Regions from separate parts of the Mus musculus genome. Here region 2 is linked to region 1. The links are chromatin contacts, found by Hi-C or POLR2A ChIA-PET in ENCODE. All regions are on one chromosome and are shown on one strand. Each heading gives the region's core, a stretch centred on a gene start or an enhancer-like site at or near the end of the contact. The rest is flanking DNA. Distances are from core to core; before and after follow the strand shown. Region 1 holds the start of Kcnk2 (potassium channel, subfamily K, member 2). Region 2 has its middle 43 kb from the start of Gm30088.

Region 1 (6,846 bases), core at 1,696-4,195:
AGATGATTGGGAGCCACCATTTTGGTGCTGGGACCTGAACTTAGTCTGCTTCTAAACCAGCAAATGTTCTTAATGGATGATCCGGGTCTCCTGCTCCCAGGTCTCCACACAGCAACCAAAGCACCCTGTACACATAGGACATGAACAAGCTGACAGGGAGAATGGCAGCACAGTACTGGGATTGGTGGTGAGACTGAGAGTCTTCAAGTGTGGGTGGCACAGGGGCACGGGGCCACGGAGCCATGGAGCTGTGAAGCCATGAGGACATGGAGGCACAGAGGCATGGAGGGGCAGAGACATGGAACCACAGAGACATGGAGACATGGAGGGACAGAGGCTTGGAACCCTGGAGAGATGGAGGCATGGAGCCCTGGAGGGACGGATGCACAGAGGCATGGAGACACGAAGGCATGGAGGCATGGAGCTACGGAGCAATGGTGTACAGAAATACACAGGGGTACCAATCTCCTAGTGTACAGAGGTTTGTAACAAATTAGAGAAAGCAAAGAAAGGAAGGAGGGAAAGAAACTGAGTGAAAGGAAGGATAGTCTGGGGTCATTTCATCCTGGCAGCAAAATGGCATATAAGGAAACATGATTTCAAGTTGGAGAATTTGCCCCATTCCCTATATGAGTTGGGTGTCCTTGCTCAGAATTTTTTTTGGGGGGGGGGAGAGGAGAATGCTAATATTATCATTGTCAGCCCTCCTTGAACCTGGCCGCCTCCCTAGTCCTGGGTATTATAGGACCGTTGTCAGCTCTCCCAGAGCCCACAGGATAGTCTGTGACAAAGATGACACCAGGAAGAACAAGTGGTAAGATGCTGGACTAGGACTCTCCAGAAATCTCACCCAGCATGGAAGTTTTTGGCGAATGCTTGTCTGTAATGACAGGACTGCTGTGAAGACATTTTATCTGTGGAGTTAGCTCAAGATTACTCTAGACACGTAGGTGGGCGTCACCCACACGGGAGCCAGAGAGACTTCCTGGAGTCAATGAAATTGTACCTCAAGCTTCCAGTGGGCTGTAACTGCTCTGGGATTCCAGAGGGATTTGCAAGATTTAGGAGTTGTATGAGCCAAACCCCTAAAATCAATCCCCTGGGCAAGTACTTTTGCACACAGGAAGATTCTGTACACAGAATTCTACTGAAGTAATCCTTTAGTCCTATAAAGTAGGTGTGTGTGTGTGTGTGCATGTGCGTGTGCATGTGTGTGTGTTGGGAGAATCTGGCTGTTGGGCCCAGACAGGCCTGCAGTGAAATGAGCCAATGAGATGAAGCAACAGCATGACCTATGACCTAGAAGCTCTGGGAGGGTCTAAGTCTGGGAGTGAGATCAGACTCATATATTTTTAAATGACTTAAGTTACTTTTGAGACTAGGAGTCAAGAAAAACGTGCTTAAATTGGAGCAAGATGGATGCTTTATTTCATCAGACAGAACAGGTGCTGGGACTATTCTAGAGTCAGAAATAGAACAACAAGTACAAAAAAAAACCATCATTGATGTTGGAGAGTCTTGTAAACGACCTAAGAGGTTCACATTACAGCCAAGGCTGTGTCTGTGGCGTCCTTCAGATCCCTGGGAAAACACTGACTGTGTGCAAGGTGCTGGGGGCAGAAGGTGGAGGTCAGCTGGGAGTTCCTGCTGGCAAAGCTGGAGAGGGAGGGCCGGCAGTTTTAAAGTTCTTCCATGTTGAGTGAAGGCACCATCCAATCTCCTGCCCTTTCTAGGCCACTTCTGTTCCAAATCAGTTCTTGTCGCCAAGAGTGCAGCCAAGGTGTCTGGATAGAGTCGCCCAAGCTGGGGTTCTCCAAGTGCTGGGGAGGGGCTGGCCAACGAGTTCAGCCTGAGGGCTGGTGTCTTCCAGCCCCACAAAATCTGCCCACGCCCACAGCATTCAGCATCCTTAGCATCAGCCTTGGGATGGGATGGCAGGTTGTTCCAGAGAATGTAGTCTGTTTCCCTCCATCCTCCCCTGACTCAGTCATACAGTTCCTTTCGGATTCAGGAACTCCAGGCCCAAATCAAGCAGCCCTGAGAGTGCTGTGACTATTGCTTAACCCTTCCCCAGTGTAGCCTGGAACAGCTGGCACCATACTCTTGCAGTCCCCACTCTGAGGCTCACAAGGCAGCGGGATGGTATCTCTGTGCCACCCTGGTGGAGGGGCGCTAGCGAGGAAGATACTCACCTGTAGAGATCTGGGGTCTCTCTTGACACCCGGACTGGATTCGGGAAGGCATGGAAGACGCATGCATGACAGCTAGAGCAAGAGGTGGCAGGAGGACGCTGGGTGATGGGTGCAGGTGAGGCTCGAGCGGGAGGCAGGCCGAGGGCGCTGCGGGGAGGACGCATTGGCAGCTGGGGCGACGCGGACGCGCATAGGGCTGGGAGGGGTGTGCGGGGAGGCGAGCCCGGGCGGGGACACCGCAGGAGCAGGAGGAGGGAGTTCGGAAAGGAGGGAAGAGCGGCGAGGCGAGGGGAGAGTGGTGCTACGGGCCAGGCGGGCCACCCCGGGCCACACCCCCACCTTGCGGGCGCCCGGCGGGGCTCGAGCCAGGCGGGGCGCCTCACAAAGACATGCGGAGAGGGGCTGCACAGGGCCGCGGCACAAAGACACCCGGGTGCTCGGCCGCACGGGCTGCAGTGATCACCCCCTCGCTGAGCCCCGGGGCAGAGCCCAGCCGCCGGCCGAGCGCACGGAGCCAAGGGCCGAGCGCACCCAGGGCCCGCGCGGGACCCCAGGCGGCCACGCAATCGGGGTGACCCATCGCGCGCGGGGGCGTCGTCGTCCGATCCCAACTTGGCCTCGGCCTCGCCCTCTGCCCAGCCTGCCACCGCTGGTGTCCTCTCCTTCCGGCGATTTCGTTTCTTCTCACGCTCCCCCCTCTATACCCCTCCCGCCTCCAGCCCCGCTCTCCCCACCTTGTAAAACAAAGCCGGGGAAAATGCCTACCCGTGCAGCTCGGAGCGCGCAGCCCGTCTTGGAATAAGGAGTGAGTACAATGGCGTGTTGGTAAAAACAAAAAAGAAAAAAAAAAGAAAGAAAGAAAAAGAAAAGAGGAAAGAAAGAAAGAAAGAAAGAAGGAAAGAAGGAAAGAAAGAGAAAAGAAAAGAAAACAGAGAGAGAGAGAGAAAGAAAAGAAAAAAGCACCAAGTCTGTGTTAAAACAAACAAACAAACAAACATTTTGAATGCTGCATGCCTCATGCTTGCCAGCGCCTCGCGGGAGAGACCCGGCTATACTGCAGGAGGTGAGACCCTGGGCATCCATCCTGGCCCGCGCACGCTCTCCCGGGAGGGCAACGCAGGTCCCCTAGCTTCTCATCTTCCTCTCCATTCTGTGGGTTGGATGTGATTCGGGCTTGGTGACCTCAACCCCAGCACGCATACATTCCTGGCTCCGTCTTGCGCTTTTCCGCTGGTGCCTGGGGTTTTTGCGTTTGCCTCCCTCGGGTGTTGGTTTGGCGCAGCTTAAGACAGTTTCCAGAGAGGAGGGTCAGCCCTAGAGAGTAGCCCTCAAGCAGGTTGCACGGTGGCCCTGATCACACTTGTTGCCCATTGCATGGGGGACACGCAGTAGTGCTGGGGCAAACAATTAAAAGCTTGTTTCTGCTGCTGTTTTGGGGGTACTGGTGGCTGGCGGGCGGGAGAACCGATTATGGATGAGGACCAGAGACCAGGAGCTTAAAGAGGAGGACCATGGGGGAGGGGAGCGATAGTGATGGTGTGAAGGGTGTGTGGAAAGACCTGCCTCGCCTCTCACCGAACAGTAGAGGCTGGGAATCCAGTATCTAGATTAGATAGGGTTCAGGAAAGGCGCGCGCGCGGGGTGGGGGGGGGGGTGTTTTGTTTTTAAAATATTTATTCTGTATGCCACCAGATTCTATCCATTAAGTCTGCCAATTGTGCATTATCTGTTTCTGCTAATTAAATATAAGGACATAGCTTAAAAGAATTAAACTCCTTCAAGAAATTTATCAGCCCAACACACACACATACTTTGGTCACACACTGTGGTCATACATATACACACACACACTATGGTCTCTCACACACAGAAAGAGAATGGGGAGGGAGGGAGGAGGGAGGGAGGGAGGGAGGGAGGGAGGGAGGGAGGGAGAGAGAGAGAGAGAGAGAAAATAAAAGAATAAAATACATTACCATATCTGCCCTCTCTCCCCCCACCAAGTGCATCATGACAGTATCTTGGAGGAATTTCAGGCTGGGCTGGGTAACATTGGTGGTGGTTTCTAATTCTCTCTATGAAAAAGCTTTCTGAAAATCAGTACCTCTGGGGAGTGGGGGACCTTTGCTTAGAGAGGTGCTGTGGGGCTTCTTTGCTGTGATGGTTTGTTTTTGGGGGGTCTTTTGGTGTTTTGGGGGGCTCAATTTTATTTTATTTTAGTCAGAATCTGAGTCCTCATGAGGCTACAGGTGATGGTGATTTTTAACTGCTGTAAGCACTTCTAACAGCTCTTAAAAATCCAAACAGCCAACATCTGGCTGAGTGCTTATTTCAAGTGTCCTTGCCCTTGTCAATACAGCAAAAGTGCCTTGTTCTCTGTGGCTGTAATCAGAACAGGTGAATTGGCAGAAAGGGAGTCAGTCACGCTGGTAGGTGGTGGGCTGAGCCTCACTTAGGAAGTTGCTGCTGCAGCTGACCCTGGAGTCTCTATGCAGAGCACTGCTGCTGGGCTAGGTGGGGGCTGATTCCTCACGCCTGCTCTGATTTCATCATCTCTAAGTGAGGACTTCCCTCGATCTTGGCTGCTTGAGGAGGTCCCTTCATCTGCCTCCTTTGGACAACTCTCGTCCTGTAGCTCATCAACTAGCTGTTTGGAAAAGTGTCTTTCTGATGGGGAACTGGAGAACCTTAGGAACTCACACTGGCAGCACACAGTGCTAGGCAAGAGGGCAGGCTAGACAGCTGTGTGCAAATTCATGCTCTTTATGAGTGTCTTACCCTTGAGTAATTTCTGGAGCTGCAGGGTGCAGTTCCATGGGGATGTGTAATATGCTTATGGAAAAGCAAATTTTAGATTATGTTTTTATGAAACCTATATTACACACATGGTGGTAATTTGGCGTATTTTTTTTTATATGTAAGTGATGGGCTTTAAATGGATGACTCCTCTAGGTGTTTATCCCCAAGTTCCAACCATCCTGTATAACCCATGATTGTTTGCTGTTGCCTCTCCGATCAAATATTTTGTGATGACTGGCTTATCTCCCCCCTCCACAAGTGGCCATCGAATAGCTTTTGTATTTTCTAAAATGAAAGCCATTAATGATGATTTTGAAGAGCTGGGATAAATAATAGATGGGCTTAGAGTCACCTCACAGTATCTGGGAGCTCTAATGGAGCAATTAGCCTTATGCAGAGCATGGAAGGTCTACTAAGATGTAAGCCAGCCCACCGGCTTGCTTTCTTCTTGCTTTTGCTGGTGAAGTGGGGGGCTTTGCTGTGTCTTGGCTGTGGTGACTCAAGAGTTAGCAGTTCCTTTTGTGTTTCAAGCATATTAGAGATGGCAGAACCGTGTTTCATAATGTGCCCACTTTGGAAGATGGGTGCCAGGTATGAATAGAGTGGTTTGTTCCCACCAGGAAATATGCAGGATATCTTGAGCTGCAGCGACTGCAATCCCTTCTCTGTTAAGAAATTTGAAAACCCAATAAGTAGCAAACATTTTTTACTCTGGTTGTTTACCGTGGAAAGGTCTGATGTACAGAAGCAAGCCATGAGCTGTTCTCAGGAGCAAAGATCTGTACCATCATCAGCCCTTGGGATCTCAGGGCATCTTCATCAACACATATCATGGGCAGAAACAAATCTAGAAATTAATGAGCAGCCCCTCGGGCCTTCTTTTATTTGTTTAGTTTTTGACTTCTTGGTCTCTGTTTTTTTCCATCCACCTGACACTCCAGTGGCAGCAGAGAACAGAAGCCCTGCCCCCTTTCTAGAGCATATATATACACTCACTCTCACACACACACACACACACACACACACACACACACACGCGCGCGCGCGGGTATGGTTCTGCAAGTGACCAGAGAAAGCTGCTGGGTGAAGTTCTTCAGCTCCCACTAGGAAAATCTCCAAGTTCAGCCAGCCCTGGTTGACCCCTCCTTAAAGAAGCAGCTAGCCCCTTGCCTCCAGACTCCTCCGGCCTAACCCAAATTCTCTGTCATTGTCAGTGGCGGCCCCTGACTTGCTGGATCCCAAGTCTGCTGCTCAGAACTCCAAACCGAGGCTCTCATTCTCCTCAAAACCCACCGTGCTTGCTTCCCGGGTGGAGAGTGACTCGGCCATTAATGTTATGAAATGGAAGACAGTCTCCACGATTTTCCTGGTGGTCGTCCTCTACCTGATCATCGGAGCCACGGTGTTCAAGGCATTGGAGCAGCCTCAGGAGATTTCCCAGAGGACCACCATTGTGATCCAGAAGCAGACCTTCATAGCCCAGCATGCCTGCGTCAACTCCACCGAGCTGGACGAACTCATCCAGGTAATGGCCCCAGTGAAATGGGCTCCGTTTGTCCTTAAGGGCAAGAGCAGACTAGGGCACCAGGGTGGACCTCCTTTGCAGAGGTCTTCATCTCCTCCATCGCCTCCCTCCTACCATGCCCCCTCCCATTTCTTTCCCATCTCCCCCTTCCTGGTCTTTTAGACTTCTTTGCTCTTCTTCTTTTCCTTGTCTTAGAACTGACGGGGGCTTACGCTGCTGTAGGCGCTAATGATGGGGAGGCCGTTGCCCATGGAGAAGTAGAGTGCATTGGTCTGAGAAAGCAGCAGGGCCTCTTATCAGAGGCCATGCCCATCGCTACTGCCGCTTAGGAAG
Region 2 (6,846 bases), core at 2,992-5,491, 230 kb before region 1:
TATTTGTGTACAGGCAGGAAAACTGGCATGGTTACCCCGGAGTCATGTGATCATTGCGGCACACTGGGCATGTGGAAAGAAATTGTCTTATTTTCTGGTAAATTTGAATTTAAGCAACTTTCTCCCCACTACTAAATAAGTCCAGAGACTGATCTGACAATTCAGCCATTTTTATTGGCACCAACAGGCAGGCGCAGGGAAATGAGGCTGAAGGGAATGCTCTTGAGATGGCTTCTGTTTTTCAAAGGGCTTCTTGCACAGACTGACTTGGGACAAGTTGGTGGGATTGACACAGAAATGTTGGTCATGGATTGACCAACAGGTGGCACCAGGTCCTAAAGCAAGCCTGCCTTCCTAAAGTGCTTAGCTACTCAATCAGGCAGGTCACAGTAGGAGCTGGAACCCTGCTCAGAGAGACACTCAGAAACAAGGTGGGCTTGAAGAAGGCATTTCAACTGCAGGACCAGCCCCACAGAGCTGGCTAAGGGGTCCGGTCCCTCTACTCTAGCTCCCTGTGTGAAGTCTCCCAGTCACTGCCTGCCTTGCTCAATTGTTCTTGTGGAGGTTGATTGTCACGTGTAATCAAGTGGCTGGGACTCGACTGTTCAAGATGGCTTATTGCCACCCTAAAAGGGAAACAGGGAAACCAAGATCAGATCATGTCTTCTTGAGCCTGTCTGTCTGTTTCCTCTGAGGCTGATATTTCTGAGCGGTAGATCTGTTGTTTACTGTTAGTAGAAGGTTATTCTCGCTAGTAAATCCCACACAGCAGGTTCTTTCGTGAGCTGTCACTGAGGGAGATAAAATGCTATGGTAGAAGGGGAGCAAGATGGTCTTTAATTCTGTTACAAAGACTCTGAGCCTCTTTGTCAGAAAAATTGTCATAAGTCCCCCAAAGTGGTGAACCAACACATACATACTATGGATATAATTAAATATATTATTAAACTTTAAAATCTTTTACCCAAAATTGATAGTTTATCTAAAAGAGTGTGAGTGTGTGTGGTGTTTTACCTGCGTGTGCGTCTATGAAACACACACACGCAGTGTCAGAGGAGACCAGAATATGTCCAATCTCCTGGAACTGGAGTTAGAGACAGTTGTGAGGGATGTGGGCGCTGGGAACAGAACCTGAGTCCTCTGCAAGAGCAGCCAGTGCTCTTACCCACTGAGTCCCGATAGTTACCGATAGTTACCGTTCAGGAAGGGAGAAAGGACTCACACCTTGACGTGATTGGTTCCAGACTGTAGTTATAACACTCATGTTAGTTGATGACAGATACGTTGCTTGGGTTAAGGAAGTTTCTCTTTCCTCTTTGTCGAATCTAACCTTTTCTGTGTAAGTGATACTGGATGTGACTGGTTAACAGAGTACTTTCTGGAGATTCATTGGTGACTTCTCAATAAACAACCTAACAGACAAGAAGCAGTGAACTCCAGAGGGGTCCCACCCTTCTCAGGGACAAAGGATTCTAAACGCATTTTACCTCGGCACAGCAGGTCAGCCACTGTCTGCAGAGTCTGGTGAACCTGTGCTACTGAGGCTCTTTCAGTTCCATAGAAAAGAGACATCACATCAACCAGGGAGGGAAAAGCTTGATAGAAGGACGTGAAGAATGAGTAGACAACGGGGAATGTCTCAGCTGGCTTCCTGGAGCCTAGACGTTTGCTCATGGTCAGCAGGGTTCACTCTGTCTGTTTCTCTCATGCTCCCTCAGGGCTAGGGAGCCTTTATTCCCTTTCTGTATCATAATGTCCTGCCTTTGGGAAGTGCTCTTATCAGACAACTGCCCCATGTTCCTCTTCTTCTGTCCTCCTTTTAAAAACATCAAGGTTTCCTGGTGGGCTGGTCTCTATCTTTCTGTTAGCTTCTGAATTGCCTTTGCTGTTTAAAATCCTTTTACTCTGTGCCCTTTCTTCCAACAGCCATCCATCATCTGTTGATTCTTGGTGTCCAATAGAGGATTCAGTTGCTTTGTCCACTGCTGTAGACTGTGGCTGCTGGGTCGCTCTTTGGTTGGCTTAGGTCAGGTCCTTCCCTAGTTTTTTGGTACCTGTCCAAGACAGTAGAGCTTTGTGGTTTGTTGCATGAAGACATACATGGGGGAAACATACAAGAGTGGATTCTGGCCTCCATTTTCAGGCTTCCCGGGATGGATGGCCAATGGCAGCTGTGTTTCATGGTGGCCTCAACAGGCTGTCTGCTGAGGTTAAGTGTGGAACAAGAGCTAAAATGATCAGTGTTTTGACTAAGGCTCCCTCCACAGACTACGGGAACTGTGCCTATGTAGATAGTTTTCTATTCTGCTATAGTAAATTATGCTAAACTCAATGATGCAAGTCTGGCATGTCACAGTCTTATGGGTCCAAAGTCTCACAGGAGACTTTTGTCTCTTATGGGCTTGTGACCGAGATGTCCTTAGGGCTATGTTCCTTTCTCAAGGCTGGAAAGCAATCTGGTTTGCAGGATCATTTGGAGTGTTGGAAAACTCAGTTTTTGCTGTTTTGAGGCAGAAAGGTTGTTTTCTTGTTGCCTGTCAGTTGAGGGCTATTCTAAGCTTCCGGGGCATCTTGTATTCCTTGGCTGGTGGCGCCTTCTTCCACCTTCAAAGCCAGTAATAAAACCAAGTAGGTGAATCTCAGGTTCCAAAGGTCTCCTGGCTCCCCTTCTGTCTCCCCGTCTCCCTGGTGGATTCTTCTGCCTTTAAAATATTTATTTTTAATTATATATGTGTTTCCACATGTATTTGCACATGAATGCAGGTCTGCAGAAGCCAGAAGAGGCCTCTGGATCCCCTGGAACTGGAGTTACAGGTGGCTGTGAGCTGTCTGACATGGGTAATGGGAGTAGAGCTCGGTTCTCTGAAGAACAGTGTGAGCTCCTAACCACTGAGCCACCCTCTAGCCCTCTTGTTCCTGTCTTGTAAGACTTACAGTATAAGAACCTCCCTTTCTCAAACACACCCACAAAGTTGCTATAGCTGAGAAGATGACACCATCTCGTGTTCCGGGAATTAGAGTGTGCATCTGGATGGAGCAGTCAGCCCAGGCTGCCATTGTTAGACTGGTGTTAGTCTTGACCGTGGCAGATATAGTTTCCTCAGAATTTATGTCTTTCTCTGCCTATGTTCAGCCGTCCTCATGTCTACTCACTGGGTGGCTTTCTGCTGCAATGCGTAAGGACTCTGTTTCTGTCGTTTTCTCAGTGAGGCTGTGTTTTCCTGAGGAAATCCATGCATTTTTTATGTACAGCTGAATACATACACGCTGTTCTTGAAATATTTAAAATATTCAATGAGTCTCTGACTCTAGGGGGAAGAAAGCCTCTTGGGGCTGCAGTTAGATAGCTGTTTCCTCTAGATTGAAACATTCCCCAGTGGAGGAAGGGGGCGGCTCGTGAAACACAAGGAAGTTACTAGACTGCAAGCTGACCTGACCCGACCCTAGGAGGGGATGCAAAGCATTGAATAGCTGCTGGCAAGGAGGAGATTCTCCAGCCTCTGGGGTTTCAGGGAGGTCATTGGACGCAGCTCTCAGGAGCCTGTCCCTCTTCTGTGATGGTCTTGTTTTGTGATGCAGTTGCAGTGTTGCCCATGTTTTTGTGGAAGAGCCACGAGGAACCAATCGTCCATTCTCCCATAGGAAACCCCGGTAAACACATTGCTACAAGTTAGGCTTGGATGGGATTATTTCCTTGGTCTGTCAATGGCGCCATGTCTGCGGTGAGTAGATCTTTGTCCATATCTGTCAAGGAAAAGTCATGTCCAGGGACTGGGCAGGTCCTCGGACAAAAAGATTCTGTCCCAGGGATTATAAGCATGTCATCAGCTGAGCTCCCTCCCCAAGGAGACTCTGAAGGATTCTTTCCACATGCTCTCTTGGTTTCCTGCCTTACCCCGGAAGCCAACACAGATTAGGATTGAAATCAACCCAGCAGTGTATTTCAGACATAATGGTGGTTCAGGAAAGGCTGAACTTCGGGGACCTTCCTGGACAAGGATGTCATGTCAGGAACACTCCTGTAAAGACGGGGTAATAAGACTGTAAGAAGGTCAGTATTGCCCAGGCTCTGTCACTCCTCCTCATTTCCAAAGGCCAAAGAGGATGTCCCAGAAGACACGACTGAAAAGAAGAGAGTGTGCAGGTTTTCACAGAACCAAATGGAGATGGACCATTAGCAAAGCTCGGGACTCTGTGCTCTGACTCACTCCTCCCTCGCAGATGGAGAGCTGAAGGGGCAGGCCTGCTAGGACTCTGCTTGCCTCTGTGGAGCAGGGGACTGCCTTCCCTTATAGACAGTTGAGCACCCAGCCCCCAACAGTTCAGTTGTTAGAGTCCATTCATCGGCACAAACCTTTAACTGATTTGAAATTGTGCATTTTGGAGTTTTCTAGGAGGGAGATAGTAATGAAATGTGACTCAGGGCTGGTGAGATGGCTTTGTGGGCAAAGGTGGCGGCTGCTAAACCTGGTGACCGAGTTCAAGCCCTAGAACCCATGTGCATGGAGAGAATGACTCTTACAAGCTGCCCTCTGACCTTGACAGTCACGTGAAGGGAAGTTCACATAGACAATAAAGAAATGTAAAAATATTATTAAAAAAATATGTGATCTAGAAGTTTCCCATAGAGGCCAACCTCACGCATGGTCTTTTCATCTTCCTTCAGACTACAAGGTTCGTAAAATGAACTTAAACCTCATGTTTCACCTTTTAAACGACTTTTCGGTCTTGGCGACATCCATGGGAGGAGAGGCCCTTGGTCCTGTGAAGGCTCGATGCTCCATTGTAGGGGAATACCAGGACACAGAGGCGGGAGTGGGTGGGTGGGGGAGCACGCTCATAGAAGCAGGGGAGGGGATAACATTTGACCTGTAAATAAAGAAAATCTAATAAAACATTTCAAATCCCGCCCCACCCCCAAAACCAACTAGTTTTCTATTCTCTTGCATTTGGACATCATGGGCTACAGAACTCATTTTTCTTTTTAAGTCGAGAGCTTAAGCAATAACAACCACAACAGTCTCCAACACTGAGCTGTTGCGAGCAAGCGAGCTCTTTCTGTTATTCTTCCTATGAGAAGAGATTTCACAGGGGAGGAGGGGCAAAGTCATCTTCGTGCCTCGCCAGACTCTGCATCCCTTCTTCTGGGAGCTTCCTAGGAGCACCATGCAGGGGTGTCTTGAATGTATGGACCAGGAGTGTCACCCGAATTCCTGTAAGTTCTAAATGAGAATCTTCTTCTAAGACTTCTCCCAACCCATCTCTTATGCCTGTGTTAGTTGCTTCTTTTTCTGCTGCTGGGCAGTGCCTGACAAAAGCACCTAGAGGGAGGGAGGGAGGGAGGGAGGGAGGGAAGGGAAGGGAGAGGGAGGGAGGGAGGGAGGGAGGGGAAGAAGGGGGAGGGAGGAAGAAGGAAGGAGGGAGGGAGGGAGAGGAAGAAGGGGGAGGGAGGAATAGGGAAGGAGGGAGGGAGGGAGGGAAAGGCAAGGCTGGCTCACAGTTTGAGGAGCTACAGTCTCTGGTGGTGGAGGAGGCTAAAGGAGCGCCAGGGCCCACTCACAGTATACCTACAGTCAGGAAACAGAGAGCAACAGAGTTTTCCTCTGAGCTGGCTTCCGACTTTTCATGGAGTCTCAGATTCCAGCCTGTGTGGATGGTACCAGTCACATTTGGAACAGATCTTCTCACCTCAGTTAACCTAATCTAGACAATCTTCTCATAGATACAAACTCAGAGATGTGTTTCCATGGTGATTCTGAATCCCATCAAATCAACCGTCAACATTGGCCCCCATAGTGCCCAAGTGCCAGGCCAAATGATGCCCCTCTGAGCCCCATCTTAGTAAAGGCCATCTGTCCAAGTCCTCTGGCAAAGCACTTAGGCTCCATACTTGATTTCTCTTTTCTACTCATGTCCTGCATCTGACCCACAGTTTCAATGGCCATATCTATGGAAACATCCTGAGTCTGAGCACAAACACAGCCTTGAGTCCCTACAGTGCTCCAAGCCACCATCATTTCCCACTTTGGTTATCATCGGGGTTTTCATGACTTCACCCACTTCTGTCCTGTCCATATCAGAATCTTCTCAATGACCAGAGATCTGATTAAAAGGTAGCCAGATCTTTCCATTCACATGTTCCATGGCCCTAAGTCCCCAAGAGTCTCTTCCTTTCTTCCTGAGAGTGATGGCGGATATCACAACAGTCCATGAGTTGGTTTCCCATGACCTCTTGGGGCTCATTCACTTCATTCTGCTCCCCTACTGTGTTCCCCCTCTCCAGCCACCTCAGCTTCCTTAACAGATGTCAAATGTGTGGTTCCTGACTGAGAGCCACTGCGAGGCTTTTTGTTATGCCCGGGATGCTTTCTCTCGGTGTTATCATATGCCACTGTGCCTCCCTCAGGCCACCCTGCTTCTGTAGGATGTGTGAGCTCATTTGTACACATGAGTGCAGGTGTGCACATGCCATGGTGTGCAAATAGACATCAGAACAACTTCAGGCATGGGTCCTTGCCCTCTTTGTCATCAAGGCAGATTCTCTTTGTTGTTGCTCCCACTTTGAGCTCTAGGCTAGCTGATCTTGCAGTTTCTGGCTATTCTGTTTCTCCCTCCTGTCTCTCTCTCTCCATAGGAGCACAGTGACTACAGTTGTCAAGGTTATGTGTGTGGCTTTTATGTGGGCTCTGGGCCTTTGAACTCAGGTCCCCATGCTTGCATGACAAGCTTTTGATCCTCTGAGCTGCCTCCCAGCCTTCCCTTCGGGCGGGCTCTGTTCCTCTGGGTTACCTTAGCATGGAGGCAGTACTGTGGCAACCTTCCCTACTCAGTGCTTCCATTTTTCTC

The links. Hi-C counts contacts between places; a loop is a spot of excess contacts on that map. ChIA-PET counts read pairs that join two places held with the same protein, here RNA polymerase II (POLR2A).
Region 2: a map of heart shows a loop between it and region 1 (2.0-fold over the local background). The contact joins the enhancer-like site here to the promoter of Kcnk2 in region 1. A Hi-C loop is called at or near these places in 2 of 37 maps with a recorded cell type or tissue (both heart). POLR2A ChIA-PET finds 5 or more read pairs at or near these places in 1 of 5 experiments (embryonic stem cell).

Annotation. Positions count from the first base shown.
Region 1 is chr1:189,339,452-189,346,297 of GRCm38, reverse strand. It overlaps Kcnk2 (potassium channel, subfamily K, member 2), which reads left to right and starts at 2,945. Exons shown (of 7, transcript NM_001159850.1): 1 at 2,945-3,255; 2 at 6,203-6,513. The coding sequence starts at 3,210. A430027H14Rik (RIKEN cDNA A430027H14 gene) reads right to left here and starts at 3,247. Exons shown (of 3, transcript NR_165462.1): 1 at 2,958-3,247; 2 at 2,193-2,339; 3 at 1,406-1,831.
Region 2 is chr1:189,573,051-189,579,896 of GRCm38, reverse strand. No RefSeq gene overlaps it. Among named protein-coding and RNA genes, the nearest start is that of Gm30088, 43 kb to the left of the region's middle. Within about 2 kb of position 4,241, at least 1 of the 3 ENCODE cell types and tissues checked has a DNase peak (open chromatin) inside an H3K27ac peak, as active enhancers do; it is heart, where a contact is called at or near this core.